Regions from separate parts of the Homo sapiens genome. Here region 2 is linked to region 1. The links are chromatin contacts, found by Hi-C or POLR2A ChIA-PET in ENCODE. All regions are on one chromosome and are shown on one strand. The core of a region is the stretch at or near the end of the contact, and the rest is flanking DNA. Distances in the headings are between cores, read along the strand shown. Region 1 overlaps LOC105372646 (a long non-coding RNA gene). Region 2 overlaps PREX1 (phosphatidylinositol-3,4,5-trisphosphate dependent Rac exchange factor 1).

Region 1 (5,706 bases), core at 813-3,312:
CAGTCGCCTCCCTTCAGGCCTCACCTCCAACATCGGGGATTACAATTCCACGTGAGATTTGGACAGGGACACAGATCCAAACCATGTCACCTGCTAAGCAAGAAGGTAATAATAAAAGCCACCCAAGTAAGCCAGAGTCACAAGATGTTAGGTTCCTGTATTAGGGTTCCCTAGAGGGAAAGAACTGATAGGATTGATGTATATACGAAAGGGAATTTATTAATGAGTATTGACTCACACAATCACAAGGTGAAGTCCCACAATAGGTCATCTGCAAGCTGAGGAGCAAGGAAGCCAGTCCAAGTCCCAAAACCTCAAAAGCAGGGAAGCCGACATTGCAGACTTCGGTCTGTGGCTGAAGGCCCTAGAGCCGTTGGCAAACTCTTGGTGTAAGTCCAAGAGTGCAAAAGCTGAAGAACTTGGAGTCTGATGTTTGAGTGCAGGAAGCATCCAGCGGAAAGATGAAGGCTGGAAGACTCAGCAAGCCTAGTCGGTCCGTGTTCTTCTGCCTGCTTACATTCTAGCTGCACTGGCAGCTGATTAGATGGTACCCAGCCAGATTGAGGGTGGGTCTGCCTTTCCTAGTCCACTGACTCAAATGTTAATCTCCTTTGGCAACACTCTCACAGACACACCCAGAAACAATACTTTGTATCCTTTAATCCAATCAAGTTGACACTCAACCATCCCAGTTCCCTATAGAAAGTAAAAGAGAACATCTTGACCCATGTCCTTGAGTGAGTTGTTTTTCAGGAGCTAGGACCCCACCAGATGGAAAATGCTGACTGTTTTCATGCAGACCTCAGATAAAGGGGAACTGGGACTGAACCTGACCCCCAATTTTGTTCTAAATCTCTTCCTGAGGGGCCTGTAGAGAGTCACACCTATAGGCCAAACCTTAACATTCCTTTCAGCTGACCCTAAGTATTTTAGACAAACCTTGTTTTTTAAATCCATTGCAAATCAAAGAATCTCTGAATCCACCTGTGACCTTCAAGCCCCCAATCCAAAATATCCTGCCTTTTTAAAGGTAGACCAATATGTAACATCCATGTATTGGTTTATGATTTTGCTGGCAACTTCTCCTTTCCTGAAACTTACCCCTGCCTTTAAAAACCCTTCCTTATAAGCCCCTAAGAAGTTTGCATCTCAAGCATCAGCTGCCTGATTCTCCTTGCTGGTGCCCTACCTTAAAGCCTTGTTTCTCTTGCTACAAACCTCAGTGTCAGTGCTTGGCTTTGCTGCACCAGGTGAGCAGACCCAGCTTTGGTTCAGTAACATTGGGAGGGTAATTGTACCTACCTTCTCTGGTTTCTATAAATTGGGAATTGTTCATTTGCTGAACGATGGAAAACCCAACCCCACAGTCTGAGGGGAAAAAAGGATTTATTGGTGCAGATAACTGGAGGGTTCCAGAAAGGGACTGCCTCAGGCATGACTCAGGAAGAAGTGGGGACCAAAGGGAGGAATTTGGTAACAAGGTAAATATTTACCCCAAACCCAAGTTCCAAATAATAGTCTTTGGCTTTTGTGGCATATCCAGGTCAAATGATGGTAACACTGACAAATACGGGCGTAATCTCACACAAGCTCAAGGAAAAAGCAGATTCGTGGAGAGATGAACAGCTGAGGTCAGAACCCCTGTGTTCATGGAATGCAGGACACATCCCCTGTCTGTGTATCTATGGCCTGAGGGTCCTGACTGGCTTACCTGTTCCTGTTATTTTCACAATAAATTTGTTCAGGTCACCAACAATTCCAGCTTGAAAGGACCACAGAATCTCATCATAACCTGGGTGTTTGAATCCCAAATGTAGACTGTCCAAATGTCCATAGCTATCCTCAAGATTTCCGCAGCATGAAGCTGACATTTTTTCCTGCTCCTCCCAGCTCTCGTTTCTGGCCTCTGCTGAGCTCTTAACTCTCCACATTGTTTCTTGTAGCTGCCCGTCTTGTTTCTGCAGGAGTCCATTCATCTTGGGAAAAAAAATAGCCCAGAGAAATCTGAGCTATGTTAGGTATGCAGAAGGTATCAGGTCCAGGGAGACATGAGTATGAAACTTCAGTCACCCCTCTGGCCCCATGCCCAGGAGCAAGAGTTTAAAGGCGTTTTAGTCATGACTAGCTGCCTTCCCGATTATCTTGATGTTCCTGGAGTTTGTGATACAAAGAACAATGTGTAGCCAGTCAATGGTCTGTGTTATTTTAATGCAAATTCTTGGTGAACAACTTAGAAAGTGCCTCTTCTTTTTTCCTTAAAAACCCACTTGTAACTCTGGCTAATTATCTTGCATGTTCAGGGCAAATTGGATCTATGCTTCCGGGTGGTCATCCTCAAGCTTCGAGCTCAAACACTATAGTTAGTCATAATTTCTGAAACTCATTATTTAAGGTTGACACATCCAAGCATGGTGTGGGCTCCTCCTTGTATTTTTTTTTTTTGTTTTTGTTTCCTTAGAGTCAGGGTCTTGCCGTCACCCAGGCTGGAGTGCAGTGGTGCAATCATAGCTTGCTGCAGCCTTGAACTCCTGGGCTCAAGCGATCCTCTCGCTTCAGCCTCCTGAGTAGCTGAGACTACAGGTGTGTGCCACCATGCCCTGCTAATTTTTAAAAAATTTTTTTTGTAGAGACAGATTCTCACTGTGTTGCCCAGACTGGTGTAAACCAAAAAATAAAATTCTGAGGCCCTCAACCAAGTGAATGGATCCCTCCTCTCAGCAAAGGGCATTCCAAAGTAAACCTGGAACGAGAGTGCAGGGCACGATGGGAATGGCTTATGCCTTCCTCTTGTTGGAATTGAGGCACAGCTGACCAGCATTAACATTAAGGCAGAGACCTAAAGGCTGACAAATGACTCTTTGTAGCATTGTGACACATCACAAAATGACAGCAGGTTCTGAAAGAAATCCAAGTATTTTACCCTAAAATATATTAATTGGACCTATTTTGAAATGGCCCTGCAAAGCTGTCTCTGGTGGGAAAAATCTACATTCTGTAGAGAATCTCTTTCCCTTTCCAGGCCTAATTCCTGACCTGGGAGAGAATTAACTAAGAGTCTAAAAAAGAGACCTTTTTAGGCCTGATTAGAGCTCTGAAGGCTGCTCCTGGAGGCTTCATCTGTATGATAAAACCTTGGTCTCCATAACCCCTTATCTTAACCCAGACACTCCCTTCTATTGATTCCAGGACTTTAGGTAATAAGTTAGCACTTTCAACCAATTGCCAATCAGAAAATCTTTGAATCCACCTATGACCTGGAAGCCCCACCCCTCGCACCCTTCGAGTTGTCCCACCTTTCCTGACCAAACCAATATATATCTTACCTGTATTGATTGATGTCTTATGTCTCCCTTAAACATATAAAACCAAGCCATAGCCCAACACCTTGGGCACATGTTCTAGGATCTCCTGGGGCTGTGTCATGAGCCCCTAATATGGTCACTCATATTTGGCTCAGAATAAATCTCTTCAAATATTTTACAGAGTTTCAATCTTTTTGTTGGCACTGGTCTTGAACTCCTGGCCTCAAGCAATCATCCCACCTTGGCCTCTTGAAGCTCTATAGGCATGAGCCACCAGTCCTGGCCTTTCCTTGTTATTAGTCTTCTCAAATTCCATGTTCCTGGCAGCTGTGACGGACAGATTTTACTGGTGACGTTGGAGCAACACAGGTGGGTAATTTTATCTGTGCCCTGGTCCCTTGGCCACTTCTGCCACCTCCAGCATCTGGATGTGTTGCTTAGCAACCCCATCCCTTTCTACCTCCTGCCTTTGACCTCAACTTCACATCCCTACTCAAGTCTGAATAGTTCTTCTCTGGGCAACTCTTATCTCAGCTGGTGATAAATGGATTTTCTCACCTCCTGCCCTGGTAATACTCAAGGTGGCCACTTACTGGCTGTCTACCTTGCGGCAGGCACAGACCTATGCCTTGCACGCAGTATCTCACCAGTCTGCACAAGAGCCTCATGTGGGGCCTGTTCTCCCACTTTACAGATGAGGGAGCCTAGGATCCTCCACGAGAAGGGACTCAATGGTCTATAGGGGAGTTGGGGTTCACCTTGTGCTGTCTCACCCTGGGGTCCAAGCTCCTAACCAGGGTTCCCTATTTACTCAATTTAAATCATTCACCTGCCACTGTCTCCACTTTCCCCAGGATGATCCTTTGCTCCTGGGGTGGCCAAACATTTTCTGGCAAGTGCCAGAGAGTGAATATTTTGGGCTTTGTGGGACACATGGCCTCTGTTGCAAGTGCCCTGCTTTGCTGTCATAATGCCAGGCAGCCATAGCCAGAGACGATTTATACACAGATCAGCACTGCGGTGTCCCAGGAAAACTTGATTTACAAAAATAGGCAGTTGGCCTCAGGGCTGTAGTTTGCTGATCTCTGATAGCTTTCTTTAAATAAACCCATTTTTTTTTCACTAAAAAACTTTTATTTGAAAGAAACACTTAAATCATCCAGAGTAAATGTGAAACCAGCATCTCTTGCTGGGAAGGAAGGTAACTGTAAAAATAAAAACAGTAAACTTAAGCAGAGGTGCCATATTCTGCAGTAAGCCTGGGGGCTTCTCTTTCTTTGTTGGAAAGGATGAAAAGCTGGGCTTGGAGAGGTGGGAGAGGCACATCAGCACCAAATCAAGATGTTTTCTTTGAGGTAATTGGAAGAACCAAGAGAGACTGTATAGGATGTAATGTTACCGAGTGCCATGTTTGGTTTGTGCAAAGATTTCACACTCTGGGATTCGTGAAGCTCTGAGTAGAAGAGAGCAGGCAGTGGTGTTGGAATGTATTGCGCTCACCCTGGAGTGGGGATTTGGGGACATCTGTGCAGGCAGTGAGGATGTAGGATTCACAGGACAAAGAATGGGCAATGCGGCCTTGGCCCTGGCTCCCTGACAGCTCTAAGGGGCTGCTGTGGTTCCTGCAAAGCCTGGGACCTGGAAGTGTGAGGTAGGAGGCGGGACTCAACTCCAGAGGTGGGGCTCAGACACTGGACCAAAATCTGTGCTTGCTAAAACAGAGCTTGGGTGGAAGCAGCTTTTCATCAGACATGCCCACCAGTGTGCCATGTCAGTTTACCATTGCCATGGCAACACCCGGGAGTTAATACCCCTTTCCATGGCAATGACGTGAATACCCAAAAGTTACTCTCCTTTCCCTAGAAGAATGTTTTTAAAAGTAGGTATAAGGCCGGGCATGGTGGCTCACACCTGTAATCACAGCCCTTTGGGAGGCCGAGGGAGGTGGATCACTTGAGGCCAGGACTCCAAGACTAGCCTGGCCAACGTGGCAAAACCCCATCTCTACTAAAAATATAAAAATTAGCTGAGTGTGGTGGTGCACACCTGTAATCCCAGCTACTCAGGTGGCTGAGGCAGGAGAATCACTTGAACCCAGGAGGCAGAGGTTGCAGTGAGCTGAGATGGCCTACTGAACTGCAGCCTGGGCAACAGAGCGAGACTCTGTCTCAAACAAAAACAAAAACAAAAACAAAAGTGGGTATAAATATGACTGCAAAACTGCTCTGAGCTGCTCCTCTCTGCCTATGCGGTAGCCCTGCTCTGCAGGAGCGGTCACAGAGCAGTAATACTGGCTCTCTAATAAAGCTGTTTTCTTCTGCCTCCGGTTTGCCCTTGAATTCTTTCTTGCACAAAGCCAAGAACCCTCCTGAACTAAGCCCCACTGTGGGGCTTACCTGCCCTG
Region 2 (5,706 bases), core at 1,599-4,098, 83 kb before region 1:
CCTGCTGCGGGAAATGGGGGAGGGCCCAGGGCCAGCGCATTGTGCACTGGTTTACTTTAAAATGTACAGATTCTTCTCGTTAAATTCTTGATAGATTTTTTATTATTATTAAAAGTCAGTTTATAATACAAAGAACGAGGCTGTGATCTGCTTCATCTGCGGTGGGTGGCTTGGGGGGTGGGTGCGGCCGGGGGCACTAGGGGATGAGCTCGCGCTTTAAAAGCCTCATGGAGGACAGTGCTGATCTCTGCATCGGGGCCTTGAACCAGCGACCCCGAAGTCAGTGATGTTTTCACTCTGTGCCTCAGTTTCCTCCTTGATAATGGGGCGATGCAGCTTCTCTCGCGGGGTGATTGCTGAGGACGACCCGAGGTTGCACGGATTGCCTGCAACCCAGGTATACAGGAAAATAACAGGCCTTATTTGATATTTCAGCTTTTTTCCCCCCTGGATTCTGAGCTCCCATTTCACTGTGAAGGTAGGAAAAAGTGACTGTTTTCCCAGGAATTCCACACCTCCTCCTGGGTGGCTTACTTGTGCTGAGGGGACAGTGTGGATCCAAGGGGTGCCATAGAATCCTCCTCGCTCCAACCTGCAAGGCCTGTTGGATCCAGGCGGGAGTGGAGTTCAAAATACCCACAACATGGTCGTGCCGGACCCCCAGTCAGCCAGAACTTACGCTGGCCACAAACAGGCCTATTGGGCAGACGTGAAATGCACCAATGAGAATAGAGAGTCTGCGTGCACACCTGGGCCTGGTGGCTGCATCCTAGGCTGTCAGCAGGTTCTCCACCTGCCTGGGCCCAGGTGATCTTTATGAAGCTGCCTGGGTTTGTTTGCATAGTCAGAGAAACCTCATTCCCTGGGCTGCAGACCTGTTCTGCTGTGCCAGCCCTGTGCCCCCTCGTCCTTTTTTTTTTTTTTTGAGACAGGGTCTTTTGCTCTTATCACCCAGGGTAGAGTGCAGTGGCGCGATCATGACTCACTTAAGCTTCGACCTCCTGGGCTCAATTTATCCTCCCACCTCAGCATCCCAAGTAACTGCAACTACAGGCACGTGCCACCACGCCTGGCTAATTTGTTAAATTTTTTGTGGAGACCAGGTTTCAGTATGCTGCCTACCAAGTAGCCTGGACTACAGGCACACACCACCATGCCTGGCTAATTTTTAAAAATTTTTATAGAGACCGGGTTTCGGTATGTTGCGTATGGCCTCTTCTTTATTCCATCTTTTCCCGATTTCCAATCCTTTGGAAAATGCTGAAATCGATGACAGTTTCCTCTGGGTCATGGCCACCCTTGGGACTCCCCTGTACCATGGTGCTGCACCCAGCCCTGCCATTTCACACTCGAGCCCCTTCTCTTTCAGTCTCTTTTCCTTCCAAACTAACCTGTTGCAGATTACATTCTCTGAAGGCCCAGATTGGATCCCTCCCAGAGAGAGATCCTCGCGTCTCTCAGTTACAGGTTTCAAAGGACTCAATACTCTAACAGGCAAGAGGGAATCCTGGTGGGGTTTCAGGCACAGTCATGGATTGATTATTTAGAATTATCTGAGGCCAGTGTTTGGATCCAGGGAAAATCACTTCGAGGGAAGACCTGTTACCTCAATCTATATTTGAGGTCAACAGGGAGGATTGGACGTCTTCCTTCAGGCAGACACGTTTCTAGAAAGCATCGATTTCAGCCTCTCCTCCACCCTGGGGGCCCGCAGAAGGAACATACATTCTCCTGGGGCCGTAGGCAGGAGCAGCTTGGGTTTCCAGCCGGCTCTCTGTGGCCTTGAGCAAGTTGCATACTTTACAGGCTCAGAGCTGTGCTTGCAGAGTTGGGAGGGAGAGCCGGGCCCACCTCCCTCTCCGAGATGTGTTTCTCCAAGTATAAAACTAAGCACGAAGGGCCTCTCAGAGCAAGCGGACATTTTTGCAGGAGACAAGAGGTCTCAAACTGATGGCTCCAGGCTGAAACTTGGAACTAAATGTGGGTTTTTTTTTTTACTTCCTTCCTGATATGGTGTTTTAAAAAAATGAATTATATTTATGAACCAGCAAATTTCATCTCTGAATTCTGATTTTTAGTTTGTCTCGAAAATCAGAAGCTCTGAGCTGGGTGTGGTGGTGCGCACCTGTGGTCCCAGCTACTTGGAGGCAAAGGTGGGAGGATTGCTTGAGACCAGGAGTTCAAGGCTGTCGTGCGCTTTGATCACACCTGTGAATAGCCAACTGCACTCCAGCCTGGGCAACGTAGTGTGGTCCTGCCTCTTAAAAAAAAGATTAAAGAAAAAATCAGAAGCTCTGGTCACACTGGTCCACATTCCCACCTGGCTACATGTCAGCTGGAGCTGAGGAGCGGCTGTCTTCTTGAGGAGGGTGCCAGCTCTCCAGCTCCCCGGAGCCACGTGGTCCGAGCACTCATCCGGCCTGCTCACGCTGACGGCCAGATCCTTAGCTCTGGACTTGCCATGGCGATGTCAGCTCGGGGAGGACCTGGTGACCCGGAGTCACTGTGCCGTCCAATGGAGAATCAAGGGGCAGGCGCAGCCCCGCATTGACGTCTCTCGGAGCCTCTCCTTCTCTGCTCCTCCAGGATGAGGGCAGGGCCCAGGTGGTTGAATTCCTCTGAGCCTCAGTTTTTTCATCTGTCAAAAGGTGCTGACCCAGAGATGGCCCCTTGGCGTGGACTGCAACAGAGGCCACCCAGGAAGTGGAAGGTACGATGGGGTGTGTTGACCGCTTTATGATTTTATCTAAATAACTGTTGGTGTACTTCCTGTCCACCTTCCCCCCAGCAGTAAGAGCAGGAACCACACCCCTTCCATACTGTAGCCCAGGGCCAGACAGTGGTGAATCACGGCTAAATATTAATAGAAGAAAGCAGGGTTAGCACAGTGATCAGAGCGGGGGGCGCAAGCCACACCCATCTGTGGCCAAGCGGGCCCCTCTAACCTCTGTGTCTGCCACGTGGGTTCATTCATGGGGGGCTGGACTAGGACCTTTGAAGTCAGACACCCTCGCCTGCTCCTGAATCTGTCAACACCTGATACTTGCTGAGTGGCCATATCTGAGATTCTCTGTCTTTCTGGGACCCTCAGCTTCCTTCTTTGAGAAATGGAGACTTTACGCCCACCTGGCTGCCTTGCGGGGGTACCAGGAGTCTCCTCCAGGGCCCCAAAGTGGAACTTCCCGGGATAAGTGTAGTGCCCTGTCTGTCCAGCAGGTGGTGCTGGGGACCGCGTAGTGCCCAGAGGCTGCTGTTCCCCGGGCTCCAGCACTCAGACCGAAGGCTGGCTCCTGGGTGCAGGTATTTGGGACAGAGCCAGCCTGGAGGCGGGGCCTGGAATCGTCTGGACAATGGGCACTGGCGCTATCCCTCTCCTGGGCTGGGCTTGCCGTGAATATTTTCTCTTTTTTTCTCTCTTTTTAAAAACTTTTTAAAATTTGTCTCTTTCTTACTTTCGTCCCCCTCATTTTCTTTCTCTCTCTCTAAGCTTTTCTATATTTGTCTTTGTCCCATAACATATGTCTGTGAGCTTGACTCGATTTTTCAATTCTTTCCTTTCGGGGATCTTTCCCTTCTCTCTTTTCTCTTTTTTCCCTTCCTCTCTTCTGATTGGAGGAGAAGGATATGAAAGGCCCTTATGCACTGTAAAGCGGGGTGCTTACGAAGCTTGTGACCAGAAACCCACAGTCACTGGTGCACCTTTGTGGAAGTGACGGCCACTAGATGGCGCTGTGGGCCAGGGCGCCCCGCCTAGCCTTGCGGGCCTCCTGCCCAGAGCTCCTGGGAGGCTCCCACTGCAAGCCTGGAGCTCGGGGTTTGCAGGCAGGGGAGGCCGAAAGCCAAGCCTGAAGCTGCCTCCCTCCGGGCACTGGTAGCGTTCCCTGGAGGGCTGGAGTGGGGCAGGGGTGGTTAGGAGAGGGATGCTAAGGAAATGCCTCCGCTGCCAGCGCCTTCACCAGCTGCACCTCCCATTATTGCAGCCAAAGTTTGCTCACAAGGACAGTGGCTGGATTTGAGCCCAGGCCGTGTGGCTCCAGACCCTGAGCCCGGGGCTCTGTCTGGGGTGTGGCCCAGGGGCAGGTCCTTGGGTGCGTGAGGGTGGCTTGGCTCAGCTCCTCTCCCTGGGTCACTGCAGCGGCCCTGTGCTGTTCTGTTTTCCCATCCCGAAGTCCTGAGGGTCTCAGCAGAGGGGCCCAGGATTCAAGTCCATCCACTCCCAGGGCGGGTCCCTAGCCAGCCTCTGCCCAGCATGTGGGGTGGGTGCTTCCCTGTCCTCCTGCTTCCTGCAATGTTTCCCTTCCAGCACTTTCCAGGCTCCAGTTCCCCATGCTGGGCTGCCCGAGCACCCCCACCCTGCAGCTGGCCCTGCTGCCCTGGCTTCCACCTCCAGATCCTTCTTGCCATGTCCGCTCCAATCAGAGCCAACCCACCCTGTGCCCCTCCCAGTGGCTCTGCTGCCTGCTGGACACATGTCACCGCCACGGGGCTGATGGGTAACGGGAGATGCTCTCAGGTCCTGATTTGTGCTTCGCCAGAGCCCTCCTAGAGCTGTAGGTGATGATGGGCACTTTCCAGACACTGGCAGGGCTGAGATGAGCTGCTCCAGGGACAGGAGGTTCAGAGATGAAGAGCTGGAGGAGGGCCAGCCCTGCAGGGCACACAGACTTGCATTGCTGGCTTTTGGCCCAAACAGCTCTTTGAAAAACAGCACAGGAATGGCCCCGGTGGGTGGTATCTGTTTTCATGGTGCGTGGCTGACACTGGAAGACGATGGACCCGTGGCTGCTGGGTATCAGGGGAGGGGAGGGGGCCTGGGTGTGGGATGCAGGGCTGCCCTCCTTCCCTCACATCCCCTGCTGTCAGGAAGAGGGCAGGGGGTCCTGGGGCACTGAGGCTGGGGAGACATGAGGGCTGTCACATCTGTGTCCTATCCAAGCCAGATCCATGTCCTGTTTGCAGAGTCTTGGCCATAAAGAGGGACTGGGAACACTCTGCCTCACCCTCACCCTCGCACCCTCCTCTGATCCATCTGGGTCTGTCTGGATGGCAGAGGCTCAGAAGGTCTGACCCTACCCGATGGTGGAGGCTCAGAATGTCTGAGCCAGAAAGGACGTCGACGAAAGTCTAGAGCCAGGTGCCCTGACTCACGCCTGTCATCCCAGCACTTTGGGAGGCTGAGGCTGGAGGATTGCTTGAGCGCAGGAGTTTGAGACCAGCCTGGGTAACATAGTGAGACCCTGTCTCTATTAAAAATAAAGAAAAAAAATTAGCTTGGGGTGGTGGTGCAAGCCTGTGGTCCCAGGCTGAGGTGGGAGGATCACCCGAGCCTAGGGAGGTCGAGGCTGCAGTGAGCCATGATCAAACCACTGCTCCGCTCCAGCCTGGGTGATGGAGTGAGAGACTGACTCCAAAAAGAAAAGGAAAGACTCGCCTTCCTCCTCCTGATTAACAGGTGAGGCAGATCCCCGTGCCCCATAGGGACTGCAGGGACACTGATGCTTGGTGCTGATTGAACCCCTACTGTGTGTCGCAGGCTGTGCACATCACCTCACTGAATCCTCACGAGAGCCCTAGGGGGGCACCATGGTTGTCGCTGTCCTCCCACTGTGGAGCTGAAGGAGCTGAAGGGGGAAGGCGCTCCCCGAGGGGCACGCAGTCAAGGAGCCTCTGAGCCGGGATTTGTCCTGTCCCAGGTCCTGGGTCCCC

Evidence for each region. A loop is a pair of places that touch in the nucleus more often than their neighbours do. ChIA-PET counts read pairs that join two places held with the same protein, here RNA polymerase II (POLR2A). Pooled maps may share reads with other maps.
Region 2: a loop to region 1 is called in a map of PC-9, with 5 times the contacts of the local background. The contact joins two enhancer-like sites. A Hi-C loop is called at or near these places in 4 of 168 maps with a recorded cell type or tissue (Caco-2, Calu3, PC-9 and 1 more), 2 of 37 single-sample maps with no recorded cell type and 4 of 50 pooled maps. POLR2A ChIA-PET finds 5 or more read pairs at or near these places in 1 of 52 experiments (PC-9).

What each region holds. Positions count from the first base shown.
Region 1 is chr20:48,534,952-48,540,657 of GRCh38, reverse strand. All of the region lies in intron 2 of LOC105372646 (a long non-coding RNA gene), which reads left to right. Among named protein-coding and RNA genes, the nearest start is that of LINC00494, 180 kb to the right of the region's middle. Within about 2 kb of position 2,062, at least 2 of the 41 ENCODE cell types and tissues checked have a DNase peak (open chromatin) inside an H3K27ac peak, as active enhancers do; they include PC-9, where a contact is called at or near this core.
Region 2 is chr20:48,618,678-48,624,383 of GRCh38, reverse strand. It overlaps PREX1 (phosphatidylinositol-3,4,5-trisphosphate dependent Rac exchange factor 1), which reads left to right. Exons shown (of 40, transcript NM_020820.4): 40 at 1-132. Among named protein-coding and RNA genes, the nearest start is that of PREX1, 210 kb to the left of the region's middle. RefSeq lists enhancers at 3,341-3,400, 4,223-4,931, 4,967-5,467 and a silencer at 3,701-3,830. Within about 2 kb of position 2,848, at least 9 of the 41 ENCODE cell types and tissues checked have a DNase peak (open chromatin) inside an H3K27ac peak, as active enhancers do; they include PC-9, where a contact is called at or near this core.